3 separate regions of the Homo sapiens genome follow, and regions 2 and 3 are each linked to region 1. A link is a contact called in ENCODE Hi-C or POLR2A ChIA-PET data. All regions are on one chromosome and are shown on one strand. The core of a region is the stretch at or near the end of the contact, and the rest is flanking DNA. Distances in the headings are between cores, read along the strand shown. Region 1 holds the start of EPDR1 (ependymin related 1). Region 2 has its middle 30 kb from the start of TRG-AS1. Region 3 holds the start of TRG-AS1 (T cell receptor gamma locus antisense RNA 1).

Region 1 (4,145 bases), core at 797-3,296:
AGGCGTCAGAACCCCCCCCTAGCTTCCTCAAGCATTAGCTGTGTGATCTTAAGAAAGTTGCTTAATCTCCCTAGACCTCAGAGTTATTGTCTGTAAAATGGAGATCATAAAACCTATACTGTCAAGTTATTGTGAGATTTAAACTAAATTATATAATAGATGTAAAGTCCTCAGTGTCATGCCTCATATATAATAAGTATGCAACTGTTAGTTGTTATTATTATTACTGTGCCCTTCAAGACCCTACTGAAAACATTCATGTTCTTGAAAGACTTCGAATCAATTCCCAGTCCACCATGATGACTGTGCTGCTCTGTGCTGCATTTCATAATGCATTATTTTGCACCCTTGATATTGTTTGAAAGGGTCTGCCCTTTCCGTACTTTCTTCAAGTCGCCTAATACTTGAACAAATGCTTTTAGAATAAATGATATTATCAAGTTTGGTTTTGTTCTATAAACTAATGGTGCCCTTTTGCTATAGATCTTACAGTCCATTGGCGTTTCAAACCATGGAAATTCACTTTGCAACTCCTAATGATGCAAATGCCATAAAGAGAGGCCAGTGAGAGGAACACACTTAGGGGGAACGGCAGGGCTCTGGAAGGGAGACAGGTGGTGATCCCAAATTAGAAATCAGGTCTTAAAGGGGCCACAAGCGAGATGACATCTCAAAAAGAGGGTTTCCTTTGTCACAACAGATGTGAAAAGGTGAATGGTCAGACCAATACTTAAAAGAAACTTACAGCTTTGCCCCTGTAAGCGATACTGTGCAGCCATTAAAAATAGGAGGCAAGCTAATAAAATGGCAAATAAGAACATATAAGGGACAATGTTAAGTTAAAAAAAGATTCAGATAACGTATGGCTTTTGATCATAGTATGTAAAATTTGCTTTAAAATAAACAAAAAACTTAAAAGGAGTAGACCAAAATTTTAATGCTGTAACAATTTGCTAAGTTTGTGGGTGAAATTTTCTTTTTATCACTTTCCCATACCGTTTGTAATCTTGCCATATTCTTTTAAAATACAAAAAGTATTTCTTAGAAAATACATATTCTGCGTGCCTCTCTAGCAGATGTCTCTAGAAAGAAATGAGATAGCGCAGAAGACACGCCCTAGACTGCAGGGGGCTCCATGAGCCCAGAGCCTGACTCAGCAGCGTGAGAACAGGGGCGAACCTGGGCATGGGGCACTCTGCAGCTTGATCCCGCCCTGGATGGGTCCCTTCTTTACCTGCCACCGCCTCGCTGGGTGTTACTGAGTCCCCCGCCAGCAGGCCGCCCTCGGTGGGCGCAGCGCCCCTCCCAGTCCCGGACCATGCTATCCCCAAGAGACCCTCCTCGCGAAAGATCTCTCTGGGAGAAGGGAGGAGCTGCAAGGGGCCGGAAAGAGTTACAGGGCGCAGGCCTCTGCGACCTCGCCCTCCCCATGCCCGCGCGGCTCCCTACTCCCGCCCCGCGGGCCGATGACCTGTACCTCTTGCAGGGGATCAGCGCCTTCCTCTCGTCCAGCACCCGCACGCGCTGGTTGAGCCCGTCGTAGGAGAGCAGGGCGCGGCTGTTGCGCCCGCTACTTTGCTGGTACATAACCTGGCGCCCCTCCCACTGCTGCGGCGCCTGGCACGGGCGCGGGGCTCCCACCGCCCCCAGGCTGCACAGGCCGCACAGGGTCCAGGCCCAGAGGCCGCCCAGCAGCCAGGCACCCAGGGCGCCCGGGACGGTGCGGAGGGGAGCGCGTCCTGGCATCGCGGTCAGCCTTCCCCGGCCCGAGGGCAAGCCCAAGCCCAAGGGGGCGCTGAGGCGTCCGGGATCAGAGTGGCTCCCGCCGGCTCTTTCCGCACTGTGCCGGGAGTGTGGTCTGGACCAAAGTGCTTCCTGTCCCTTCGGTGGCCTCTGCCGCTTTTGAGATCCGGACGCGCGAGTCCCGGTAGCCGGGACCAGGGCCCGGGGAAGGCTCCAGTGAATCGCGCGGGAGCTATTTCTGCCTGGGCCACTGCCTGCTGCCACTGCCTGCTGCCACTGCCTTCTGCCGCTTCGGTTTTCACTGCTCACTGCTGCCAACAGGAAATGCAGTGGCAGTGGTGCCACTAGCATCCTGGGAGGCATCGTGTTTTAAGAGGGGGGATGGGGGGAGACTGTGCTGAGAAGTGTGTTTCTCCACTAACTTCAGTGTTCAACAGGTAATCACACAGGGAGGGGCAAGTTCAAGGTCAAGATAGGAAAAGCAGAGCTGCTGCGTTTGCTGTGCAAACGTTTGCCCCGCCTACATTGCCCCTCGACAAAATTGCAAACTTCTTCCTCCAAATTAAAAGTGGAAAGACGAGTCTTTTCCTGAAGAAATGATACTAGCTATTCATCATGGCCGCTCCTCAGCTCCCATTCCCAGTGAAGAGTCTAGGAGACTAGTAGACAGCCCCTTGCATTGGGCCTAGGACTCATGGACATAGCCTCAAGGTCACATTGCAGTGAGACTGCTCCTCCCATCGCCTGGCAATACCACCAGCCGAGTGGTTTGGGTGTCTGGGGGGTTTCGCTTCTTCAAGAATAAGGTTAATTGGGTTTATAGTTATGTAATGTTAGGATCTATAATATGGAATGAGCGAGGCTCACACACCTGTAGTCCCAGCTACTCCTGAGGCTGAAGTGGGAGGATCGCTTGAGCCCAGGAGTTAGAGGTTGCAGTGAGCTATGATCATGCCACTGCACTCCATCCAGCCTGGGTGACATGGCGAGACCCTGTCTCTAAAAATATAGTGATAAAGTATGAAATCAAGAAAAAAGAAAGGAACTAAAAAAATGTATAGCGTCTTTCCATTTGAACTGCATTTCAAGGATGATTAAGATTGAGCCAGGTGAAAGTGGGAGATAACATTCCTGAATGAAGGGCATAAGGACAAGAAAAGAATAATGCTGGGGTTCAAGGACAAGGTAGAGGAGTACTCTGAAGCCATAGCACTCATTTTAAGGAATTTGTCATTGATATTGAGGACTGTGGGAACTATCAATCAATGTAAAGCTAGGGAGGAGCATCATCAGGCATATGCTTTAGAAAGCCCACTTAGACAACAGAAAGGGTAGGGCCAGAGGGAAGGCAGGGAGAGGAGGAAGCTACTGTTATCATCCTGGAAAGAGATGATCCTGACTCAGCTAAGGCAGCGGGAGTGGTCATGGAAAGGGTGGAAGACAGGTGGGAGCTGTAGAGAAGCATTTCAACTCAGAGAGAGAGGTTTCTGGTTTGGGCCACTGGGAATCCAGTCCTGAGTGAGGAGAGATGATCAATTCATTTTAGGATTGGTTGATCTTGAGCTGACTGTGGAGTATTAAGGTGGAAATATCCAAGGGACAGCTGGATAAATACTTCTGGAAACCAGCAGAGCTTTTGGATTAGGAAGCCATAGGTACATAGGTGGTAAATGAAGCCGAAGAGTAGAACAGTGGTTCCTGGGGAAATTTCACATCCCCCTCCCCAGCAAAGAAACATTTGGCAATATCTGGAGACATTTTTGATGATCACAATGTAGATGGGGAGGAGGCTACCGCTGACATTTTGTGGGTAGAGGCCAAGGATGCTACTAAACTTCCTACAATGTGCAGTACAGCCACCTCCCCTCTCCCAAATGAAGAGAAAATTATCTGGCCCCAAATGTCCTAAGTGTTGGGGGTGAGAAAACCTGGAGTTCAGGGGAGTGTTGAGTGTGAGAAGAAGGATTAGGATGGAGCCCCAGAGAGCTCCAGACATTTAAAGGATGGGCAAAGAACAGGCACTTGAGGAGACCAAAAGGAGTCACCAGAGAGAAGCCACTGAATGAGGCAACTTCCCGAGCCTTGTTAAATAAATGTAAGGCATGGAAAGAATGGACTGAATGCTGAAGTAGGGTGTTCTAGAATCACAGCCTCCCTGGAAGTCCCGAAGAGGAGGGACAGTTGACAGGTTTTCCTGATGCATCCTTCTCTGCTGCCCCCTGTCTGTCGAACCACCAGAGACACTACCAATGGGCCGAATGGGGCAGGCACAAAGCTTTAGGAAGAAGGGCTCTTCATTTCCTCTTACCTTTTCTTAAAGGGCATGCCTCAGAGAACATCAGGGAAGCCCATAAGACTTTGTGACTTGGTACTTACATAGTTAAACAGATGCAGCAGGTTCA
Region 2 (3,616 bases), core at 942-3,441, 390 kb before region 1:
TATTGAGCACCTAGAGACAATATGTAAAATGTGTTGGTTAGAAGGACCTGGAAGGGGCTCTGCTTGACTACTTTTTCTTTCCTCTTCTCTAACAACGTTTGCTTCTTGTAAAAAGCAAAATCTTACCTTTTCTCCTGTTTCCTACTGATCACTGTGCTGAGCTAAAGAAAATGTTAGTGATTTGAATGCTCAAGGCAGCTTATTGGGCTTGTATGTCTTCCTGGAACACTAGGATTTTTCAAGCCTGTAGATCAAAGGTCTTGGGAAAAAAGAAACAACTTTTTTCAGTGAGCTAACTGAAATAGAAGAGAATGGCGACTCCTACCCACACCTCTTGGATCCTGGACATCAGCTCTGGCTGTGGGGCAAATGGCACTGCATATTGGCCAATGTGGGGAGGATGCAGCCAACTTAAGGCCCCTTTTCAGGGAGGGAACGCTGACCCCACGCTCCTATTTCCCAGCTGCCTGCTGATGTTTCCATTTTCTACCCCCAAACAACACCTGCAGGATAGGGAAGACCATCCATGCAGCCCAGGGCGGTCAGACTTTTAAGGCAGAGTTATGTGGAAAATGGACTTGGATGAGCCAAGGAGGAAATCCTGCAGATGGCCCAATAAGTGGATTATGTTTGACTTCAGATAAGTAGGACAAGCTAGGGAGCCAGAAGGTTTTATTAGTTTTGTTTCACTTTCCACAAAACCACCAAGGTCCCATCTCCAACAGAACAGGATGTGTGACTGTTCCTTGAGTAAAAAAACAGGAAACTGGACAAATCTTGAGAGATCATCATTAATTAGTACTTCTTTAGTTGATTTCTTAATATGGAGGAGCATGTAGATTATTAATAATGCTTTTGTTCTTGAGTTAAGTGAAGGAGTCTTAGGTATTTGTTGACTCATTAAATAAATCACCAACATGTAGTAGACTCAAATAAGAAACATAAAAGTGATACACATTTAGATAAATGATTATAGTGCTTTATGCTTGTAGTGCTTCATGAATCGATAGTATGATTAATCCAATTGTGCTCGTAGTGTTCTTTACAACAACTAAGTTTAAAATAGAGAAACAATCTCAACTCTCATTAGATGATTGAGGATAGAGAAATGCCTGTCACGTTCATGTCAAGTAGAATTTATCCCCTCACCCCTGTTGCTATAATTGATGTGTCTCTTCTGTAGATCCCTAATTTAATTTCTTGTCACTTTTAAGTCAACTTTTAACTAGCAAATTAGCAAAGTGCTAAGGGATTCAGAGAGATTGAATCACGTGCTATACTTTACTGTAGTCCCGTTCTCTTTATATTTTACTTATAAACTAAAGTTACAGAGTAATTATCAAAACTCCATATTTGTGTTCTGAAATTGGCAGAATTTGAATTTGCAGTCCATAGGTCAGCAGATTTCTCTGACTTTCCTTATTTTCTTTGCTTAGCCACAGAAAAACAGAAAAATCAGTGAGTTTACATGCACAGAATTAAATGTACAGACTATTCTCTGAAAGAGCTCAGTTCTATGTGAAAATGAATAATGTAATAAATATTCTTATGAGTGTAGTAATAGTAGCTATTGTTTATTGAGTACTTCTTATGTGCATGGCACTTTATACTGCATGCTTTATGTCATTTGAGCCTAACAAAATACTATCATTATTATTATCTCATTTTTATAGATATTTTCTTTTTTTAATAAACTCTTTTATTTGCACGTTTGTGTCTTGGGTTATTCGTGGGGTGAGAAACCTCCACACTTCCAATCCCAGCCATCTGGTACAATCTGGTGTTGTGGTCCAGCTGTCGGCAAAGGGTAGAGGTGGGTGCAGGGCTGGCCCCCCAGTCTGCACCAACCTCTTCAGAGCAGGGAGCTCAGACCATGGTTGTACTTGCACTGCTTCAGGGCCTCGCTGAAGCCTTCACACAGGGACAGGTCACTCTGCGTGGTCGAACAGTCCAGGAACTGCCGGATCTCGTAGGCGCAGGACCCCATCTGCAGGGGCTGGGGGGCAGCGCGTGTGGGGGTCTGCTGGGCAGCAGGCTGGACGGGCTCCGAGCTCCCCCATCTGAAGGCTCAGGTCAGGGCGCTGCCCATGACGTGTCCCACAGCCGAGCCCACGGCTACCCCTGCGGCCATGGACGCCATCTAAGCCATGAGGCTCGGCTGGCCGGAAGGGGCGGAGATGGGGCGGCTGCCGGAGGCGGTGGCTGTGTGGGGGCAGGTGGGCAGAGGGCGCGGCGGGAGGGGGCTGGGTGGTCGGACCGCCGCGCTGCGGCTTCCCAGAGACATGGTGGCGGCGGAGGGACCCGGGCGATCTTAAATGACAGCGATGGCGGCAGCGGTTCTGTCGCGGGGACAAATGCCCTTTATAGATATTTTCTAAGTACAGATTTGAGACTTTGATAAATTAAGATACTTGATAGTAAGCAGCGAGGCTGGGATCTGAATCCAGGTCTGTCTGACTACAAAATCTATTGCCTTGATCTCCTACAGTGATGAGAAAAACAAAACCAAACACGAACTTTTAAATAGAGACATTTCAGGGGGAAATAAAAAAATTTATAATTCGTTTTATGAGTTTTTTTTTTTTCATTTGCGGCCTTAAGCTCCTTTCCCCAGGGTCACATGAAGTTAGTTAAATTGATGCTAACGGTGTTTACTTACAGACAATCTGCAGAGAATTCTCTACAGAGAATTTTCTTATGCAATCAAGTTTTTCTGACTTCTGGGTTCTAAGATTTTTTTCTTTTTTTAACAAGAAAAAAAAGCGTAACCAAAACTGTGTTTATTGAGCAACAGAAAAGCAGCGAGATGGAACACAGAGATATTCCCCCTGATTATCACCTTTCCGCTGCACTCCCTTACCCTCAGTCCGCTGGGGAGCACAGAAATGTTATCCAAAGGTGGATGGGAAAGGGTGGAAAGGCTGAGACCCAACTGCAGCCTGGCCTGAGATGGCCACATCATGTTCTGCTTCCTGCCTGGCTGCCCAGGGAGGGCCTGGATGGGCAGAGGGCCAAGTCAGTGTCAGGCTGGGAACTTTACATGCTTTTCTCACTTAAATATTGTCATCTCCTTTCTCAGAGGAGGAACCAGAGATTCAGAGAGACTCTGTAGCCTCCAAGATCACGCAGGCATCACTAGTAGCAGAGAAGGGATGTAGAGCAAGTGTGACGGTCCATAAGACTTACTCTCTTCCCACCACACCACACTCACCCAGCAAGAACTGGAATAAATGACAAGGGAGGGAAGAGGGGCTCAGACTTCTCTGTATATTCACAAGGATGTGGAATGTGTTCCTGTAAGCGTACCCAAGTTGGGAATTTGGTCCTTTAAAGAAAAAGGTTGAAGCAGGAAGACTTCCAGTTTGCTGGATGAAACATAATGCAGCAATCAAACAGCCCGACTCTTTTGAGTGAATATCAATAGGAATACCACTATACCATTCACTTGTTCTTCAAAGGAAAAAATGAAACTAATGAGTCCTTGATTCCATGACATAGATAAATGTTCTGAGAAGGAAGAAGTTAATGGATCACTGGGAAGGCTTCATAGAGCCAGAAGATTCAAGTAAAAGTCTTGCCAAACAAGAAAAGGAGAAAGTTCATTTTTGTCACAGTC
Region 3 (3,985 bases), core at 343-2,842, 420 kb before region 1:
TCCAATGTGTTGAAGATATTACTCCTCATGTGTTATTATTTACATTTGGCACCTATGGTGAATTGAACTTTGAAAAATAAAATAATATCTGTCCATTTTTCTAGGGTGTCTAGTTTGATGCCAGGCTTAGAAAGGCCAATCTCACCTAGAACTTCTATGCAATTCATCATCGTTTAAGTCTAATGATTTTCATTTTATTACAACTAAATCACTATTTGTAACTAGTAAGGTAGAAATGCAACAATATTTGTTTCCATACAGTAAGTCAATACCAAAAAGAGAACTTATTAAATAATTGACTATTTCCTTGTGAATATTAATATATCACTTTATCACATGATAAAATATTACATACATGCAGCTCTCTTACTGCATTTTCCACTGTGTTCCATGAATCTTCTCATTCTAGTGCCAGTATTGCCCTCTCTTCAGCACTGTAGCTTTATAGTTCTTTTCACATTCTGATGAAGTTTCTCTCATTTTTTTGTTTTAAGAATTTTCTGTGCATTCTAGTGTGATCTCAATCCTCTCCCTTCCCAGTTTTAAACCGTGAGACTTCTGTCCAGCAAGACTTTTTCACGCTCCAAGGCAGGCAAGCTTCCCTCCTTCACAGGGACCCGAGAACTCAGCTTTCAGAGCTGTTCCTGCGGAAGCCTCATGTCCTCCACGTGTGCTCCAGAGGCAGAGGGAGACCAACTGGAGCCCCTTCCCTTTCTCATTCCCAGCTGTGATGACAGCAGAAACTGCAAAATTTGAGCTAGGACAACACAACAACCAAGAGAGACATTGTTCTACATCTCATTATGCATATTTCAAACATGTGTCTCTATATACTTCTTACAGAGGTGGTGGTAATCTGTGCATGCCCTACTGAATTTTCACAATTATATTACTGTACTTGTTTTGTCCCCTTATTTCCATCTGTGAATCCAGGTGCACTGCAGATATTAGTCTGCTTTCTGAGGGTAGGGATGACAAATAAAATATACAATACCCAGGGAATTTGGAAGTTCAGATATATAACAAGTTTTTAGTTCAAGTATGTTCCAAATATTTCATGACATGGCACCCAGTACTACTTTAAAAACAAACAAGCAAACAAACAAACTTACACTCCTACTTTAATGAACAAAAATTGTCTAATAAAGAGATCACACCCACAGGATTACAGGCACCCCCCCCCCCGCCCCCCGCCACACACACACACATTTACCTTAGAGCAGAGTCCAAGGCCCACCAACACACATGATCCTCAGTCCTTTTAATAAAGAACATTCAACCCTCCTCAGAGTGGCCTTGGGCAGTTGCCTCCAAGTGTCCTTGCAGATGTGAAAAGGAAGTTGGTTCACAGCCCTAATCAGAGGCTTCCTGGCAGGACAAGGTCCTGGCATCAGCATTAGCTGCTGCAACTCTGAAGGGCAGGGTGTGAGCCTGCTGTGGGACTGCCCCCTCCTAGGGCTGGGCCTGCTGACTCCAGGGGTCAGCTTTCCCCATATCTGCACTCCCTCTGCTGGAGGCCTGAACTCTCCATGCCCCTGGCTCTCTTCTGCAGAGGGCCTGCTCTCAGCTGCCACAGAGGGTGCTGCAGAACTGGCCTGAGCAGAGAGGCAGGAGCTCCTCTGCAGGTCCTCCCAGGCACCACCCTTCTGGAAGGAAGGCGTGGGAGTCCCCTAAGACACATCCTCAGTCACTTCTCCCTGCTTGTGACTCAGGAAGACCAGCCTTCCCCACTGCCTTCTGTGCTAGGGATCACTTCCTTGTTGAGTGGGACCTGAGTTTTGAGAGGATCTTCTGCTCCTGTTCATCTGGGCCCTTTCTTTCAAGACCCCAGAGACGAAGGCATGTGGTGGGCCCTAGCCCTGCTTCTAGCTTTCCTGTCTCTTGGTAAGTGTGCTGCCTACAGAGAGGCTCACAGGTTGGGTTTTGTTTTGGATTTTTCTTCTTTAGCAAGGGACGCCATACTAAGGAATACCTCATTATATTTTATGTTGTTCCCATTGCAGCCAGTCAGATATCTACTAACTTGGAAGCGAAAATAAAGTCAGGCACCAGGCAGATGGGGTCATCTGCTGTAATCACCTGTGATCTTCCTGTAGAAAATGCCTTCTACATCCACTGGTACCTACGCCAGGAGGGGAAGGCCCCACAGCATCTTCTGTACTATGACATCTGCAACTCCAGGGATATGTTGGAATCAGGAGTCAGTCAGGAAAGCATGATACTTATGGAAGTAGAAGGATAAGCTGGAAATTTATACCTCCAAAACTAAATGAAAATGCCTCTGGGGTCTATTACTGTGCCACCTAGGACAGGCAGAGTGATTCAGACCTGCTCTACACCACACTGAATATCTGTCTTGTGGCTGCTTCTGGTACACAAGAGAGAGCCGTCCCCTCTCATTTCCTGCCCTGAATTTACTGTATTCTGTACAAAGAGAAACAGCTTAACTCCTGATCTCCCCCCTAATATTACACTCTCCTGTCAGCAGCTGTACCCTGTTCCCCACCCTCCCCCAGGACTTTCCTGAAGACTAAGCTGCCATCTCAGCTAAGCCTCAGCTAAGCAGCCTGGCTGAGAGCAAGGTTTTCTCAGCTCTCCTAGGACATGGGGGAGGCCCACTCACTCTGTTTCTTAGGGTCCAGCTGTGAAGCGAGATATTTTGGACAGCAAATGGGAAGGGTATTTATACTGAATCATGTATCCAATCATGGTCCAGAGATCGCAGCTGAGAGTGCTGCTTACTCCTTATGTCTATAACAATATAGGCAATATTATAAATACCACTAAAACACTAGGCCTAGATATGCAGTTAAACACTCTCTCCCTCTGCCCTCCCTTTTATTCTCTCTCCTTTCTTACTTCCTTGCTTGCTTTTATTATTTTTTCTTCCCTCCCTCCCTCCCTCCCTCTCTCCCTCCCTTCCTTCCTTCCTTTTTTCATTTCTTCCTTCCTTGCTTTTCTCTCTCTTTCTTTCCTTTTTGGGTACATAATCCGAATATTTTTTCAACAAAATCATTTGAAATAATTTTTCTTTACATGTTCATGCCAACATTGATATAGCTAGTTTATTTGTTCAGTTTTCATTTTAAAATTTTAGACATTTGTTGTATTATTTTGTTTTGTTTCATATTTGTTTTGCATATGTAAACTATTTACATGGAACTAAAGTCATAATTTTAACGAAGATGCATTTGGAGATTTTAACTTACATTCTAGATTTCTTTTTCTCTCTCTTTTTTTTTTTTTTTTTTTTTTGAGACGGATTCTCAGTCTGTCACTCAGGCTGGAGTGCAGTGGAGCAATCTCGGCTCACTGCAACCTCCGCCTCCTGGGTTCAAGAGATTCTCCTACCTCAGCCTCCCAAGTAGCTGGGATTTCAGGTGCCCGCCAGCACATCCAGCTAATTTTTGTATTTTTGGTAGAGACAGGGTTTCCTCATGTTGGCCTGGCTGGTCTCGAACTCCTGACCTCAGATGATCCCCCTGCCTCGGCCTCCCTAAGTGCTGGGATTACAGGCATGAGCAACCTCACCAGGCCCCATTCTGGATTTCTCTTTCCTCTTCTCTCCCTGACCCTATAGGTAACAATATTTTTATCAGTTCAGTTGAACTTTTTCACTTTTTCTTATTCAGAACAAGTCTTTCAGTATTACAGAAAAGTCTTTTGTTTGTCATAGTGCAGTATATATTGTTTCTATTTGACCGTCATATTTATATTTTCATTCTGATAAGGTTTTATACATTTTAATCAATCTTTTATCTTCCAGTGTCTAGATTTTGTGTCTTGCCTCTAAAAGTGCATACACTTCATAAGTATGAATAAAGAAGTCCATATCATTTATTTGAATGCTTTTATTCATAGACTATTTAATGATGGCATCTCTGATCTATTGGGAATTTTAATACAATAATTACCGTAGTAATAATAATATGCTAATGATAAACACGGGTACTGACATTCTGGTAGTTACTGTACTAATCACATT

The links. A loop is a pair of places that touch in the nucleus more often than their neighbours do. ChIA-PET counts read pairs that join two places held with the same protein, here RNA polymerase II (POLR2A). Pooled maps may share reads with other maps.
Region 2: a loop to region 1 is called in a map with no recorded cell type, with 2.5 times the contacts of the local background. The contact joins the enhancer-like site here to the promoter of EPDR1 in region 1. A Hi-C loop is called at or near these places in 3 of 168 maps with a recorded cell type or tissue (chondrocyte, endothelial cell of umbilical vein and mammary epithelial cell), 7 of 37 single-sample maps with no recorded cell type and 6 of 50 pooled maps. POLR2A ChIA-PET finds 5 or more read pairs at or near these places in 2 of 52 experiments (A549 and Panc1).
Region 3: a loop to region 1 is called in a map with no recorded cell type, with 4 times the contacts of the local background. The contact joins the promoter of TRG-AS1 here to the promoter of EPDR1 in region 1. A Hi-C loop is called at or near these places in 1 of 168 maps with a recorded cell type or tissue (GM12878), 11 of 37 single-sample maps with no recorded cell type and 11 of 50 pooled maps. POLR2A ChIA-PET finds 5 or more read pairs at or near these places in 3 of 52 experiments (A549, K562 and WTC11).

Annotation. Positions count from the first base shown.
Region 1 is chr7:37,918,541-37,922,685 of GRCh38, reverse strand. It overlaps EPDR1 (ependymin related 1), which reads right to left and starts at 2,046. Exons shown (of 3, transcript NM_017549.5): 1 at 1,478-2,046. The coding sequence starts at 1,746. RefSeq lists a silencer at 1,352-1,801.
Region 2 is chr7:38,310,051-38,313,666 of GRCh38, reverse strand. It overlaps TRG and the pseudogene LOC103689914. Among named protein-coding and RNA genes, the nearest start is that of TRG-AS1, 30 kb to the left of the region's middle. Within about 2 kb of position 2,191, at least 20 of the 41 ENCODE cell types and tissues checked have a DNase peak (open chromatin) inside an H3K27ac peak, as active enhancers do.
Region 3 is chr7:38,339,028-38,343,012 of GRCh38, reverse strand. TRG-AS1 (T cell receptor gamma locus antisense RNA 1) reads right to left here and starts at 1,592. Exons shown (of 4, transcript NR_040085.2): 1 at 1,214-1,592. It also overlaps TRG and the pseudogene TRGV6.